2 separate regions of the Homo sapiens genome follow, and region 1 is linked to region 2. The links are chromatin loops, found by intact Hi-C in ENCODE. Cell type or tissue: transverse colon. All regions are shown on one strand. Links, peaks and the distances in the headings refer to the core of each region. The heading gives the core; the rest is flanking DNA. Region 1 has its middle 53 kb from the start of GLIS3. Region 2 has its middle 17 kb from the start of PUM3.

Region 1 (8,341 bases), core at 10-8,009, 1.5 Mb after region 2:
TGGTATGCACACTTGCAGAACTGCAGACTAATGTTATTTAAATATTTTATGCAACCATATTTCTCCAAGTAGATTATATGACCCATAAAAGCCAGGCATTTGACTCTTCTAAATGCTTTATAATAGTAAATGTTCCTATATTTACTTAATAATTAACTGGAATTATTTTATTTGTATCCTGGCATGCACATTGCATACAATACCCTCTCGTAGAGTCTAATTGGTGTTGAGGATTTATATTGATGAGTAGAAAAAGAGAATGGAAATGGTCATTGCACAGAAAAAAATCCCTGTATGCTAGATGACCAAAAAGGAAAAAAATACCTAACAAAACTTTGTTAATTTAGATTGCATTTACTTAGGGAAGGAACTGAAGTACTTACCTTGCAAATTACTAGCAAAAATAAGATTCCAGGACTTCCAGACAAGAGGACACACAGAGCATCACTCTAAGCACACAGAAATGATGAATAAAAGACAGAAAAAAAAATACTTTAAGCAGGGCTTGACAGCAAAAAGGAAAAATATCCGGGTACCAGAAATGAAGAAGAAACCTAAATTCATGGTGGCAAGAAGAAATGAAGTCATGAAGCCTTCAGGGTGTCCTGAATTGGTCATTAGCCTTCAGTTTATCTGGAAGCCAGTTGAACTAGAAATCGATGAATCTTCTGTGGGGCCTGTCCTGGCAAGAGTGAGATAATCTGCTGCAGAGGCTGTGGGTGGGCAGCCCAGGCCAGCTGGCTTCAGGAATGTGAAAGAGACTTAGACGGACCAAGAGCAGTGGGGCAAAACTGACTTTGACCAAACTGAGAGAGTCAGATTGCAAGTTACACCAGCTCAGAGACAGCTGATAGCAGCATAGTGAGAAGGGATCAGGCATAGGAGTTCCATCACCGCAGAGGTCAGAGAAGACCGAGAGCTATCACAAGGCCCAGTGGCGATGGGAGACTCCCTTCCTCCACCACCGCATGGCCATGTTTGCTATACCCGCAAGGCACCTATTCACCAGCACCTTGGAGAGCAAAGAGGGAATAGGCGGAAATGTGAGGAACTGGGCACGTTTAAATCAAAAGACTGAAAATTAACTTAAAGAGACTATTTCAGTTATTGCACTGGGCCACATTTACTGGATTTGACTTAAAATTTATATTTTTTCCTCCCATCTCTATATGGATAGAAACAATTGACACAAATGGAATCAAGTAATAGAAAATTTCTTTAAACTGCATTTTCACTATTCACCTGTGCACAGTGTAAATTTATAATCCTGCCGTACTATATCTCTCTGAAATTTTTAAAAATATTTTTATTTTAAAGTCTCTTTCAGAACTGCTTTATTATCTCTATTTTGGGGTGGGGATAAGGAAGACTGAACTCTTCTTCCAGAATCCAAAATGTTAAATTGGACAAAAAGACCCCACCTTTGGTATTTCTCTCAAATCAAGTAATATCCTCCTTCATTCTGGACCAAGGAAGAGTTGGGATTGATGTGTCTCTGCTGCCTCTATGTCTCTTCTACCCAAAATGCCTTGGGGTAAAAAACATCAGGGTTTGTTTTGTTTTGTTTTGTTTTTGTTTTTGTTTGTTTTTGTTTTCTTCCAGTTTCTGTCTCCTCAGGACTTTCCCTAGTACCACTAGTACCAGAACCAGCTACGTAATTTTGGGGCCCAGTTCAAAATGAACAAGGGCTCTTTGATCAATAAACCATTTGTGGCTCTTCTAAGCCTGGGGCCCTGTGTGTCTGTGTAGGTCACACCGCCATGAAGCTTGTCCTATCTATATACAAGGCCTTGAAGTGCTGGGCCCTGGGCTTCACTTCTCTGTATAATAATCCATTTCTTTCTGATTCTGGCCTGTTTCTTAGACCTTAAGGCTGGTTGGGATAGCCTCTCTACACTTACAGGGAGCTGGAGAATTGCTTGAACACAGGAGGTGGAGGTTGCAGTGAGCCAAGATCAGGCCACTGCACTCCAGCCTGGGAGACAGAGTGAGACTCTGTCTCAAAAGAAACAAACAAACAAACAATTAACTGGGTGTGGTTATAGTCCCAATAAGCTGGGAGGCTGAGGAAGGAGGATCACTTGAACCTGGGAGGTTGAAGCTTCAGTGAACTGTAATCGCACCACTGCACTCAAGCATGGGCAACAGAGTGTCTCAAAAAAAAAAAAAAAAAAGGGAGGGTGAGGAGAAATCTTTTACATATCTCATAAAATATTTAGTGCTTGAGTTCATTACAAAAGTTTAGAATATACACTGAAAAACACAAAAATATCTTTCTCTAAGAGTTCTTTATTACTCAATTTATCACAGTAGTTGAAAAGGAATTTTCCATTTAATTGTTCAGATTTAGTGAAATTTTCATGGGCAAAAAGAGAAAAAAGTATGTAGTTCGGTAATGATGAACATCAAATGATAAGGAAAGATTTCATTTTTTTAAAAAAATGTTGTTTTTCCTTGAACTAGGGAGCACAAATGATACCCAAAGGACTCTCTGTCACTTACTGATGGGCCTTAGATTTTTAAAATTAGTTTCTAAGCCTCTTCAAAGAATCCAATTTTATCTTTAAGCTAGAAAACTGGAGCACAAAGAAGTCATTTTCAGAGAAAATGAATGCACAGTTTTCTTAAAAAAAAAATGCACACAGGATTCTGAATCTGGAGAAAAATATAAAACTAGTAGTGCCTGTATTTGAGTTACATTTTGGATCTAAAGAGTTTGATGTAACTCCTAGAGGGTTAATAGCTGCTCTTGGTTAAAAAGTAAATAAGCAAGATCAATTTTCTAAAATCTCTTTCTTTTCATGAAGTAAACTTCAGCGTAAGTACAAGCTACAGTGTTCGTGAAGACAGACTCACAACTACGATGGAAAAGTAGATTTCTGTTATTATAGAGGAAGCTTGTCTCAATCCATGCTTTGTCTCCTTTACATAAAAAAATACAGTCATTGTATTAAACTCTGCCAACATCAGTAAAACTCAGGCGACACCCAGTTGTGTTCTCTTTGGGGAGGCTAAGTGATTTTCTCAAAGTCATGCAGGAATATGGCTCAGGAACAAGGGAGCCACCTGAGGTTGGCCTATGACTACTAAAATTACACTGAGCCCTTTGTGTAGAGTCCCTTGGTCATTTATCTCCAAATTAAAATAGCTCACAATTCACCTTGGGTCCTTTTGGCCTGTGAGGGTATGGGGACATAGAAATACAGAGGACTAAGGCATGGTGGGGCATCTTTTGGGTAAACCCAAGGGCCTTCCCTGATTCCCAGGATCAGAGAGCACAGAATGGAAACCAAACAACCATGCTCTTTAGAGATGGCCGTTTAAGTGAACTCTGTCTTGGGTTAGGCTACTTCTGTAGAGGGAGGTTTCTTCCTTTGGCCATCACCAGCTTTTGTGGGCACAGACCTGGTTAGTGGGGAGATGATCAAGACCATCGCAGGCCTGAAGGGCTATGTGTGGCCATGGGCAGTTCAGCTGGCCCTTGTGCCTTTGTGCTGCTGGCTCTTGGCAACAATACTTGGATGGAGAGATCAAAATACAGAATTGGTCATAAATAAACTTTCTTGGATGTTGGCCAAAAATGAATCTTCATAGTTAGGTAAACCATGAAGAGAATTTGTGAACTTTAAAAGAAAACCATATCCTGTGGTGCATGGAAAAAATCCAGTTTTCTATACATTTAGTAGGTGTAAGTAGCCACTTGTCAGGCTAAGATATAGGGTCCTCTCGCTCCTTCAGGGTTCCAGACCTCAGTGGTTTTTTGGCTCATTGGTTTGGTTAGGAGATCAGTCAGCTCTCTGGAAAGTTTTTTCAGCCTGGGGTATGGTGGCCACCTCTCAAGACTCAGCCGTGTCTTTGGATTCCTGGGTGAACAATACAACTTGACCGAAATTTCTGTTGCTCTGAGACTCTGAGAAGTTCCCTCTCTTGACATCCCTGTGCCATTAAAGGCTAAAACTTGAGGCAAAAGTAAGCAGACTTCTGTACCCTACCAGCCAGGCAAAACCACAGGCTGGGTACAGATGTCTGTAGCCCAGCAACTCCTCAAAGACTCCACTGTCTTTTTTGTGCATGAAATTGCTTGCTATATGATCTGATTTTGTGAAGTCTCGGTCCTCTGATTTCAGGCAGCTTTCTTTAAACTATGAGAAGGAGGTGTGGGAGTTAACGAGCAGCAAAACTACTCAAGTCCATTGAGCCTCAGGATTCCAAAGTTCAGGGCCAGGGATTGTCTCTGGACTCAGCCCAGCCAAGAAATGAGTAAGGCATTTCCAGAACTGCCTCTGGGCACTGGCATGTGTACTTGTGTGTTGACAGCAAAACTAAGGACTGTACTCTGATTCCTTACTGAAGAGTATCTCTCAGCGGGTCCAAAGTCAAGAAGTTACCCAAAACGGGCCGTAATCTGGAGTAAGCTAGAGTCTAAGATCATCTCGAGATAGAGCCAGATCCCTCCCCTAAACCACACAGCAGAATAGTCCTCCGTCGTTTTTCTGGGGGCCTCCTTATCCGCTGCACAAAGATGTATGTTCTGAATTATATGTGTTGAACTTAATTCGGTGCCTGTAGCTGTTGATTTGCTTTTGTTTCCCACAGTCTCCTCTGAAGAACTGCAGGAAATCTGTCGCCCAGGATGGAGTGCAGTGGCGCGACCTCGGCTCACTGCAAGCTCAGTCTCCCAGGTTCACGCCATTCTCCTGCCTCAGCCTACCCAGCAGCTGGGACTACAGGAGCACGCCGCCACACCCGGCTATTTTTTTTTTTTTTTTGTATTTTTAGTAGAGACAGGGTCTCACCGTGTTAGCCAGGATGGTCTCTATCTCCTGACCTCGTGATCCGCCTGCCTCAGCCTCCCAAAGCGCTGGGATTACAGGCGTGAGCCACCACGCCCGGCCAACTGCAGGAAAATTCTTGATAGCCAAGAGGGCTTTTTAAAAAAGAGTGTTATGCTAAACTTGCAAATCAGACAATGGCAGGCAAAGGCACATGAAATTAGACTCCCCATCTGAAACTGAGTACTTTCTCCAGCCAAACTTCCTGAGACCTTTTTGTGTGTTTGAATGAGATTTAGTTCGCACTCTTGAAACAGGACACCTCTCTTCATGCCATATGGATGAGGGTATAAGCACCCTGTTAGCAGGCATGGGGTCCCTAGCCAGAGTCACCTCCTTGAGTGAGTGGGTGATTATTTCTTTTCTTTTGCTATATTTAACCAAGAATTATACACTACATCCCAGGATCTCACTTTCTATAGACTATATTCCCTACAATAATAACTGCTTACCCTCCAGAATCCACGTGACCCATCTTATTCAGGTCAAAACCTCAGTGCACGGGATTGTCCCAGGCACAGTTTAGCACAGCCGCACTCACATGGAACAGTGCACTATTCAAGGGGCTTTCTCGAGCCTCTCACTGCGGTCCTGGGATCAGGAGAATAACCCCATTGGCAGCACTGGAGTGATGCATAAGTGTCCCTGAGCTCCTTGATCAGATGACACTCTCCCTCTAGGAAAACATGCTACCCCAAATTCCACCCTCAAAGAGTCATTCCTTTGGAATAAGCTACTGTCACCTTTAAGAGTTCCCTGAGTAGCCGGACATGGTGGCTCATGCCTGTAATCCCAACACTTTGGGAGGCCGAGGTGGGCGGATCACTAGGTCAGGAGATCGAGACCATCCTGGCTAACACGGCGAAACCCCATCTCTACTAAAAATACCAAAAATTACCCAGGCGTGGTGGCGGGTGCCTGTAGTCCCAGGTACTCGGGAGGCTGAAGTGGGAGAATTGCTTGAACCCTGGAGGCTTGAACCCGGGAGGCGGAGGTTGCAGTGAGCCGAGATCACACCACTGCACTCTTAGCCTGGGCGACAGAGCGAGACTCCATCTCGAAAAAAAAAAGAAAAAGAAAAAGAAAAAAGAGAGAGAGTTCCCTGAGTCAAAGTAGTAGAGTTGGAAAGTGTCCTGGATTTGGAGTTGGGCACATCTGGGTCCCAAAGCAAACTCTGCCACTTGGCGGCTGTGTGACTATCTGCAAGCAACTTAACCTCCTTGAGCCTCAGGTTGGCTTTGTGTAAACTTACAGGGCTCCTGTAAGGCAGGGCTCATTTAGGCAATGCATATAGAGGGGTAAGCACATGGCTGATATCTTGTAGGTGCCCAATAAACTATAGGTATCACTATGATTATTAAATACAAGCACTTCTAGGAACAATAACTTGGCACGAAATAGACAAGTTTCCTTTGACACAGTACATAGCTAGCTCAAAATCAGGTAAAGAATGAAATGGGTGCTACTCTCCTAGTGACACCTCATAGCCCAGGAACTGTAAGAAGGATCTCAGAAAAGAGGGGAAGGAGGAGTCAAAGACAAGCTTTATCACCTTTGGAATCTGGCTTCTTAATCATACCCCATCTTTTAACAGCTAGGGACACTAACTCAGCAAACCTCTTGGCTAATGTCATATAGTTAATTGAGCAGCAGCTGGAATGAGAGCCTATACACCCTGTTTCCAGCCATAGACCCTTTTCACCAACTGAGCATTGCACCTATACAATGATGAAAGAGTCAGTGGTGGCAAAACACTGGATCAGGAATCAAATACCTGCTTTCTAACTAGAAAGGGGCATGTGGGAAAGTCCTGGGGGCAATGAAATGTTCTATATCTTGATTAGCATGCGTTTGGTATGGTTACATAGACATACATATTTATCAAAATGTATCAACTGGGCACTTCAGTTCTGTGTGTTCTATGGTACAAAAATTATACATCAGTAAAATTAGTTAGTCAAAAAATATATTTTCCAGCCCCAGCTCTAACACTAATGAGCTGAGTGGTCTTGGCCAAGTCAATCCAAGTCGACTCTCTTTGCTTTACCTTTCTTTTCCTTGTAATGATGGGTTATAATTAGACAAAGTTCCTTCCACCTCAACAATATGATTTGGTAAACAGGACCTCTTTCTTTCATTTCAGTCGCTATTGTATTCACACTGAGTTCAGCAGCAGAGCCGGAGAGACTGGCCCACAATTTAGGAGGACTGGGGACTGGTATGTGCAAGTGATCCAGTGTCTTTCTTTTGCATCACTAACTCTCCAGCTACACTTTAAAGAGCATGATTGGTTTTCCACAGGGATCCGACAAAGCAATATGATTGAGCCCTGGTATGAGAATGATCTGGCCTCAGAAAAGTTGTATCTGCCACCAGAGATAACAACTTTCACATGGAGAGCAGAGAAAATGTTTCCTGGACAATGGGAATGACTGACAGATATTAGATGGGAGGAAATTGAAGGCTTTGCCAAGTTTCATGATAAAATGCTATTTCTCACGGTAGGGTCAAGCTGTCTCTATTGCAGCTATTGCTTTTAAAATACAAAGGGAACACAGCAGATTCAACAGAGTGCATCAGATTTTACAAAGAGTATGTGATCAAAGACTGCTTGTTTCATTTATAAATGAAATCGCATGACTATTAGAGCAACAAAGATCATCAACAATGAATTTGGAATTTGCTGATGAACCAAAAGCTGAAAAACATCAGTAAGAAAATCTCTAAAGGTTTGATTACAAAGCCTTTTGGATGTAAAATGCCCACCAATGTTTGCAAGATTACACATGTAAAAAGGTTAAATTGGACTTTCAGGCAAGAGCATTATACCAGGAGCTGGAATTGGCATTTTCAAAATATTTTAATAAGTGTTTCAAAAGGTGGAATATATTGACTGGTACGAAATCTTACTGTTTCCAAAGACTAGAAATCTAAAATTGAAATCTAGCATGTATAAATCATTGAATATTAGTGAGTTTACTTATACAAACAGAACTGAAACAAAAGTTCTATTTTAGTTTCAAGTTGCATTTAAAAATGAGTGGAATTTGTTCTTATTTAAAATCTTTGGGGAATAACCCTGTGATCTTTAATTTTGTATCAACTTGACTGGGTTACAAGGTGCCCAGAAGTTTGGTTAAACTTTATTCTGGTTGTGTCTGTGAAGGTGTTTCTGGATGAAATTAACATTTGAATCAGTAGATTGAATAAAGCAGATTGCCCCTCCCAAGTGTGGGTGGGCCTCATCCAATCCCCTGGAAGCTTTAATAGAACCACAGCCTGAGTAAGGAAGAATCCCCTCTCTGACTGTTTTCAAGCTGGGAAATCAGTCTTCTCTTGCCTTCAGTTTGGACTAGATTTTACACTATCGCTCTCCTGCTTCTCAGGCCTCCAGACTCAGACTTTATCCCATAAACTCTCCTGGGTTTCCAGCTTGCTGACTGTAGATCTCGGGACTTTTCAGCCTCCAGAATAATGTGAACTAATTCCTGTGTGTGTGTGTGTGTGTG
Region 2 (8,341 bases), core at 214-8,213:
CATGGCAGGAAATATGAGTCTTTTATTTAACAAGCATTTGATTGCTCCATGACTGGCATTTTTTTTTAGACACTAGGGAAACTTTAATAAGAAGCAAAGATGACAATCTCTATACTCATGGAGATTATGTTCTAACAAGAGGAAGAAAACAACAAAAATTAATAAGTAAAGCACATAAAAATTTAGATAGTGATAAATACTATGGAGAAAAATAAAGAACGGGCCACACAGTCTCTGGGCCCTTGAAAGAAGCAAGAGAATGCAGAATGCGCCATGTTAGTAACTGGAGGAACAGTGTTTTAGGCAGAGGGAACAGCAAGTGCAGATGTCCTGAGGCAGAGCCATGCTTTGTTTGAAGAACAGCAAGAAGGTCAGTATTGTTGGTGAGGGTAAGTGGAGAAGGAGATGGGTTTAGGGGGTTATCTGTGAGCCTGATTACAGTGTCTTGGATATTGCGAAGACTTCTGTTTTTTCTCTGAAGGAAAGGGATTGTGAGCAGAGGGGTGGGTACGATCTAACTTGTGGTTTTACAGTATCATTCTGGCTGCCATGTGGGGAATGAACTTAGCGGGGAAAATGTGGAAGAAGGTAGACCAGTTAAGAGACTCTTTCAATAATCTGAGAAAAAGTGCTGGTAGCTTGGACCAAGAAGTGGGCAGTGGAAGTTGTAAAAAGCAGTAAAGAAGGTGGGGAAAACTAGCAGAGCCCACATGCAGAGCCAGAATCAGAATCATAACTGTTGAGTCAAGGGCAACTTGACCAACATATGAAAGAAAACCCAGGGTCAGTGTGTCAGAAACCCCGGGAATCCACTAACATCAACATCACCTGAAGCCTGCAGATATCACGCCCCACTCACAACCCTACAGCCCTGATATCTCTTTGTACACCTTGTATTTGAAATGATCCAGGCATTATAAAAAATGAAAATGCTATTTTGAGGGAAGAGGGACCTTTACCATTATTGAAGCCTTGAGAATTGGAATTCAAATTGCCAATCACTGTCTTCTGCTAAACATTTCTAAAAAGGAGACAAAAATGTGATTCCACAGAACACTGAGCATTATCATTCATTGAATCTGTGAGATTTGTGAATTGACAAAACTAAACACACGCAGTGGACGGAAATGGGGAAGAGCTATGCGCTGATACTTTTAAATGCCACTGTGTTTCGCTATGAATGTTTCTAATTACAAGACAAACAGAAGTGTGCACCGGAGGAGGAGCATCAGCCACCAGATGGCACTATTTCCCTGAAATACCCAATGGTACCCAAAATCACCAGGATGGCATACTCTCCAGGATTCTGCAATACTCTCCAGGCTAGAAAGGAGAGTCTTTCATTATTATTAACATCTCTTCTAAAGTCAGGGTCTAGAACCACAGAGGCAAAGGTTCTGTCTGTTCTGAGGCAATTCGGTTCCCCTGGCACAGGATGGCCTGAAGGATTCTGTTTTTCCCAACAAAGCTCTCAAAAGAGTTTAATGCAGGAGCTCTTAATCCCTATGGCAGTCTGGTGAGACTTCTGAACTCCTTCTCAGCATTGTGATTTTAAATGCAAAAAATAGGATGCGTAGGATTGCAACGGAAGCCAGTTATATTGAAAAGCTGCTACTGGAATATTTAAGCAAATGCAAGACATAGTAATATATGTGCTTTTTTATGAATGCAGTAAATAATAAAAGCCAGAGGCAGGCCTCCTATCCATTGTAATCTTGAAATAGCAATAAGCAAAAACAATATCTCAAAATATCTGCAACAACTATAATATGATGTTGTGGCTTAACAATCATATTTTATAAACTATAATTTTACTTAAAAGTTAGTAAAAAAAAATAAAGGTGTATTTTCTTTTCCCTTCTCTCTCTCTCTTTCCCTTCCTCCTTTCTTATGTTCCTTTAAAAAATATTTTCACTGGCCAGGCATGGTGACTCACGCCTATAGTCCTAGCACTTTGGGAGGCCGAGGTGGGCAGATCACCTGAGGTCAGGAGTTCGAAACCAGCCTGGCCAACATGGCGAAACCCTGTCCCTACTAAAAATACAAAAAATTGGCCAGGCGCAGTGGTGGGCGTCTGTAATCTCAGCTACTTGGGAGGCTGAGGCAGGAGAAGCACTTGCACCTGGGAGGTGGAGGTTGCAGTGAGCCAAGATCGCGCCATTGCACTCCAACCTGGGCAACAGAGAGAAAGTCTGTCTCAAAAAAAAGAAAAAAACAAGACAAACAAACAAAAACAAACAAAAAATTATATATATAATGATTATATTATTATAATAATATATTTAGAATATATATATTTATATATATATAAATATATATATATTTAGAAACTGTTTCTGTCCATGAACCTCTTGATTTCTGTCCATGAATCTCTTGAATATTGGAAGACCCCAAGTTAATAACCTTTGGTTCAGTGCCTTTTTAATGACTGTATCATACATTTTTGCCAACTGAAGAAAGTAAAGCCTCCCTCAAGCTGGCCACACTCAAAGAAGAAATGAGTTAAAGAGATTTTTTTTTTAAGTTACATTTTTTTTAAAGAAAAGATCAGGTGCAGTGGCCCACACCTGTAATTCCAGTGCTTTGGGAGGCTAAGGTGGGAGGATCACTTGAGGCCAGGAGTTTGAGAGCAGCCTGGCCAATATAGCCAGACCTTGTTTCTACAAAATATTAAAAACTTAACCTGGTGTGGTGGCTCATGCCTGTAGTTCCAGCTACTTGAGGTGCTGAGGCACAAGGGTTGCTTAAGTCCATGAGATCGAGGTTACAGTAAGCCATGATCACACCACTGCACTCCATCCAGCCTGGGCAACAGAGTGAGACCCTGTATCTAAAACAAAATAAAAAACAACTTCCACCCCCCAAAACCATCTGCATTTTATACTGTCTCTCTACAAAATGTTTGTTGTGGGTCATGAGCAAATTTCTATTGCTATCAAATAGAATACACATATTTATATATATATGTAGCTAAATATTTATATATATATATAGCTAAATACTCTAGAGACTGGGATAAACTATAAATATAAATATAAATATATGAGGAAGAGAAGAATACGTGTTAACTAACTTTCAATAGTACAAATGAAAGTAATTTTGTTATTAATAATTTAATTTATTTGTAAATTGTCTCACTTTCTCATCATGAACAACATGGGTAAGAATATTAATCATTTTACCTTTGTGTCTCATGGCCCAGGCAAATCAAAGTTGTAGTTTACTGAGATAATATGCAAATGAGATCATGGAACTGCTGCTAGTGGGACTTTTTTAATCTCATGGGTAACAAGAGACTGCAAGCAAGAACTTCACATCCTTTACATTTTCTAAGATGGGAAGAAAATAAACTCTACAAACTGCATATTGGGGAACTCAGTCTTCGTTCCCAAGAATGTACGAACCTGGAAAGAGACGCTGATCCCAGTAGGTGGCGCCAGCAAGCAGTCACCAAGGACAAGTCCCAGCACAGTCACTCCACTCTTTTTCTGGAGCTTACTAGACTGGAGTGGCGTATTAAGAGGATGTGTGAGTCCCCTGAAAGGTGTCTGAGGATCTTGCTAATGGTATACTTTCTCACAAGTGAAGAGATGTATGCTAAGCACAAATTAGGTGAATTCAGAACATTTAAAAATAAATAATCAGCCATTCTCGTATCTTATTAGTTTGTAAGATCTGCCATCTTCTCCTTTTTTCTGTGGGAAACCAGTCTTCTAGACTCACACTGGCATATGAACTTGTTTTCATCAAATGAGTTAATAGGAATGGGAGAGTTGATTTAGGAAATTTTGGGCTACATTGAGGGAAGAAGTTGAATGTCTTGAATCAAAGAGATGATGCATTTACTCTCTTTTGGGTGAGGCAAACCAACCTGGAAAGTTGTACTCTGTTTGGAAAATCACATTTTAAAATTAGATACAGACAAATTGGAACACCTCAAGCAGAGAGTTAAGGATGCTGACGATTCAGGATATGTATAGGAAATAGTACAAAGGATTTGAGATGTTTCAACGTGAGAAGGAGCGTGGGTCATGACAGGGAGGGGGATAAAGCGTGTTGCTCACAGGTTGGGGCTGACACATAGAAGACTGTACAATTTAGACAGTAAGTGCAGTCACTAGTCTAAGACCACAAACGAAGGGGAAATAATTAGGTTCAACAGCAGAAGAGCATTCAGTCACAAATGTTCTAAGAGGAAGATATGTTAGCATCTCTAGTAGTGAGTTCTAATTCATCAGAAGTATGCAAGCATAGGCAAGCCCCAGTTACACCTTTTATGGATTTGGGGAAGAAGATTCAAGTATTGGATTAGTGGTAGGTAAGGTCAAAGTTTCTCATACACCAACTAGTCTAGGGATTGATGGTAGTTTATTCAAAAATTTTTACTGGCTGGTGCGGTGACCCACGCCTGTAATCCCAGCAATTTGGGAGGCCAAGGTGGGTGGATCACCCGAGGTCAGTAGTTAAAGACCAGCCTGACCAACATGGTGAAACCCCATCTCTACTAAAAATACAAAAAATTAGCTGGGCGTGGTGGTGGGAGCCTGCAATCCCAGCTACTCGGGAGGCTGAGGCAGGAGAATTGCTTGAACCCGGGAGGTAGAGGTTGCAGTTGGCCAAGATCGCACCATTGCACTCCAGCCTGGGCGACAACAGCAAAACTCCGTCTCAAAAAAAAAAAAAAAAAACACCTTTTTTTTTTTTTTTTACTATGTTCCTGGAAAGAAATAGGCAGCATGGTTCACAAATCTAAATTTATTCAATGTAAAGGGCTATCATTTATTCTAAAATTATTTACTTCTTACTTTGTGAGGGTGACACGCCTTTTCTTTGTATGAAATAATTGTTGGTGATAGATTGTAGTATGTTTGTAAATATACCTTACCTGTTGGAATAAAGTTTGGAAATACTCTATTGAACTCTCTAATTTTTATTGAAATATAATAATAAAAATTGAAATGTAAAAAATTAAAAGGTCACTTATCTTAGTGATCTTTAGGCTCCTTTCGGTCCTGAGATGCTGTAATTCTAGGCACTAATTATTCAGCATCGTTAAGGAGTGAGAGTCTCTTCCATTTGATTTGTCTTCCCAGTCAGCCTGGAGTGGGGCTGGCACATGTTAGGCCCTGCCTTCCTTGCGCACTCCTTCTATGCTCATCACTGTCTGGCTTCTCTTCACACTTTTACCACATAAGTGTGTATCCCTAAATACTATCATTTATGCTTTGCGTGTATTTGGCCTTTATAAGAACAAAATCATAGAAAACGTGTCCTTTTGTTTCTGTTCTCTTTTGCCCAACACTTGAAAAAAGAAGATCGATCTGGATTGTCGTGGATAGCTTTTATTTTGCGGCGAAATATAGCCAGAATATAGCACATTTATCGATTTTACTTTGATGGACACCTTTTCTACTTTTGGCTATTTTGAATAATGCTTCTCCAACATTCTTATTCATATCCCCTCATGCAGAGTAGAGAAGAACTGATAAGTAGAATATTTTATATTAAATATAACCTTTGTGAAAATCAAGTATCCTTTCCATGCACAACGACTGGCCCAATCCTTATTGCCCAAAAGGGACCCATGATTGAAATTCTTTCAGCCTGTTCACAAAACCAGGGAACACATATCCAAAAGTATCAAGTATGTTGTTGGAAATATGAAGAGGTCAATTTGCTGATTTTCCCCCTACTTCAGATATGTCTGCCTGAATTGGGTCAGTCTCTCTCTCTCTTTTGTTTTCAGGGTTCAGTTGTTTTTTTTTTCTTTTAATGCTTATTTGGAAAATGACTAGCATATACGAAAAAGGTACAAAAATATACAGCTTACTGAATTAGTGTAAGGTGACCATCTGGGTAACTAATGCTCATGTCAAGAAATAAACAACATTTTCAGCACCCTAAAAGTCCCCACAGGAGTCTCCTGGCTGTTCTTTGCTCTTTACTTTTGTATTGAATCTTCAACAATTAAACATAGATTTATCTGGTTTCATTCTTTTCTCTCCTTCCTCTTCCCCCTAACTGCTTGCTACTAGGAAGTCTTTTTATCTAAATTTATTTTATAACAGCATACTTGCTTATGTAATTCCTGTTACTTTCTTTCAGGCTCAAAAAATCTGGTATTATAAAAAAATTATTCTCTCAAATTTTTTTAGTAAAAAATGTTTTTTTCTACATATTTAATAGGGTAGAAAAGAGAATGGAGAATAAATGAACTTAATGGATCATTCAGAGTAACTTTACATGTCATGTGAATTTAAACAAGATGATTAAACCAGGAGAGCACCAGAATGCCACCATGCCTTCAGCTTTATCACAGCTATGCCAGTCTCATTATTGGTACTGGTCACCTCTTCCTTCTCTCCTCCCAAAGTTTCCTCCCCTATTTGGTAATATTTGGCCTCTTTTCTATATATACCAAGTACACTTATTCCTTTTCTTCTAAGTTTTCTATCAAGTCCCCATTTCAGATATTACACTAAAATCTGTATCAATGATAAGACCCACATCTCTCCCAATGATACTTGCATTTAAATAATTATCAAAAACATCCAACGGAATTTTATAAGCTCTAAATAGTATTTATATGCAGGCTTTATATGAAAATATTGATGTAACTTACCGTTAAGAAAAATGGGGTAAATTTTGCAGAAGAGAGACCTATCCCATGAGTCAACCTTTAGGAATGCTACACTGAAATATACAAGCTGAGCATCCCCAAGGAAATCTTGATAGATACAAAGAATATGGAGATTAATCATTTTATTCTCTCAAACAATGTCCCAAAAGACAAGAGAGAAATCTCTTAAACATAAGAAATCACACCAGGCCTAGTGGTAAAGAAATTTTAAATATAAATCATATTAATACACTTGATATTGTAAACATTTCTAACAACAGGGAGGCAGGAGTGTGATATGGCTTGGATCTGTGTCCCTGCCCAAATCTCATGTCAAATTGTAATCTCTAATGTTGGTGGGGCGGGAGGCGGGGGGCGCTGGTGGGAGGTGGGTGGACCATGGGGGTGGATTTCTCGTGAATGGTTTAACGCCATCCCCTCGGTGCTGTTCTTGTGATAGTGAGTGAGTTCTTTCAAGACCAGGTCGTTTAAAACTGTGCGGTACCTTCCCCCTTACTTTTTCTTGCTCTGGCTCCTGCCACGTAAGATACCTGCTTCCCCTTTGACTTCTGCCATGACTGAAAGCTTCCTGAGGCCTCCCCAAAAAGGAGAAGCCGCTATGATTCCTGTACAGCCTGTAGAAATGTGAGCCAATTAAGCCCCTTTCCTTTATAAATTACCCAGTCTCAGGTATTTCTTTATAGCAATGCAAGAACAAATGAATACAGAGTGGAAAGGATCTACACAGGGAAGATTTGGTTAATGATATATTGATGATATCAAGAGCAACATGTATAAAGAAAATGTGGTAAATATACACCACATGGAATACTATGCAGCCATGAAAAAGAATGAGATCATGTCCTTTGCAGGAACATCGATGGCACTGGAGGCCATTATCCTTGGCAAACTAACAACAGGAACAGAAAACTAAATATTGTATTCTCACTTATAAGTGAGAGCTAAATGATGAGAACACATGGATACCTAGAGGGGAACAACACACACTGGGGCCTCTTGGAAGGCAGAGGATGGGAGGAGGAAGAGGATTGGGAAAAATGACTAATGGGTACTAGGCTTAATACCTGGGTGAAGAAATAACCTGTACAACAAAACCCCACGATACAGTTTACGTATGTAACAAACCTGCACTTCTTCTCCTGAACTTAAAAGTTAAAAGAAAAGTTACATAAAAAAAGAGCGACATGTAAAGCTAGTAACCAGGAATCTCAGAGCTGCTGCTTCTTGATTAGAAGTCCCTTTTAAATTCGTCAGATCTATGTAGTGGGTTCTAGTAATCAACTTAATCACCTTGGGTATCCTTATCAATTGGAACTTTTTCCCTCTGGCTCCTTCCTAACAAAAATCTAAATAAAATGATAAAGATTTGTGGAAGGAAGCCTAGGCACCAGCTTGAGATGGCCTAGAGGAAGCAAGATTCTTCCTGGTATTGTGGAAGCCATACCCCATCAACCCTACTTCTGAGGGCTGCTCTGCCTTACCCCTTCTGTTTAGGTAACCCATGTGTTTGGCCACTGACGCTGGTCTGGCCCATCTTTTACCAGGTCCTTCACATAAATTTGGAGGTCAATACATTTCATTAAGAGGAGGTTGAGTTTCATTTGGAAAGCTGGAGAAAATATATTTTACGGAGGATCTTTCCATTTTAACTGTTAAAGCCCACATCTGCTCACTCTTGTGTGTTACTTGCACAAGACCTCT

What was found. A loop is a pair of places that touch in the nucleus more often than their neighbours do. Peaks named below come from ENCODE experiments on the same cell type or tissue, not always from the same donor. Only the 100,000 strongest peaks of a DNase experiment are listed, where the experiment ranks them.
Region 1: a loop joins it to region 2, with 7 times the contacts of the local background. A loop is called at or near these places in 17 of 110 quality-filtered maps.

Annotation. Positions count from the first base shown.
Region 1 is chr9:4,349,241-4,357,581 of GRCh38, forward strand. It overlaps a transcript of GLIS3 not described here. Among named protein-coding and RNA genes, the nearest start is that of GLIS3, 53 kb to the left of the region's middle. In transverse colon, for the core only: no CTCF peak of the experiment used is centred there; a DNase peak (open chromatin) is centred at 4,221.
Region 2 is chr9:2,856,547-2,864,887 of GRCh38, forward strand. No RefSeq gene overlaps it. Among named protein-coding and RNA genes, the nearest start is that of PUM3, 17 kb to the left of the region's middle. In transverse colon, for the core only: CTCF peaks have their summits at 1,252 (motif pointing right) and 3,407 (motif pointing right); DNase peaks (open chromatin) are centred at 1,235 and 3,439; H3K27me3 peaks cover 1,242 bases.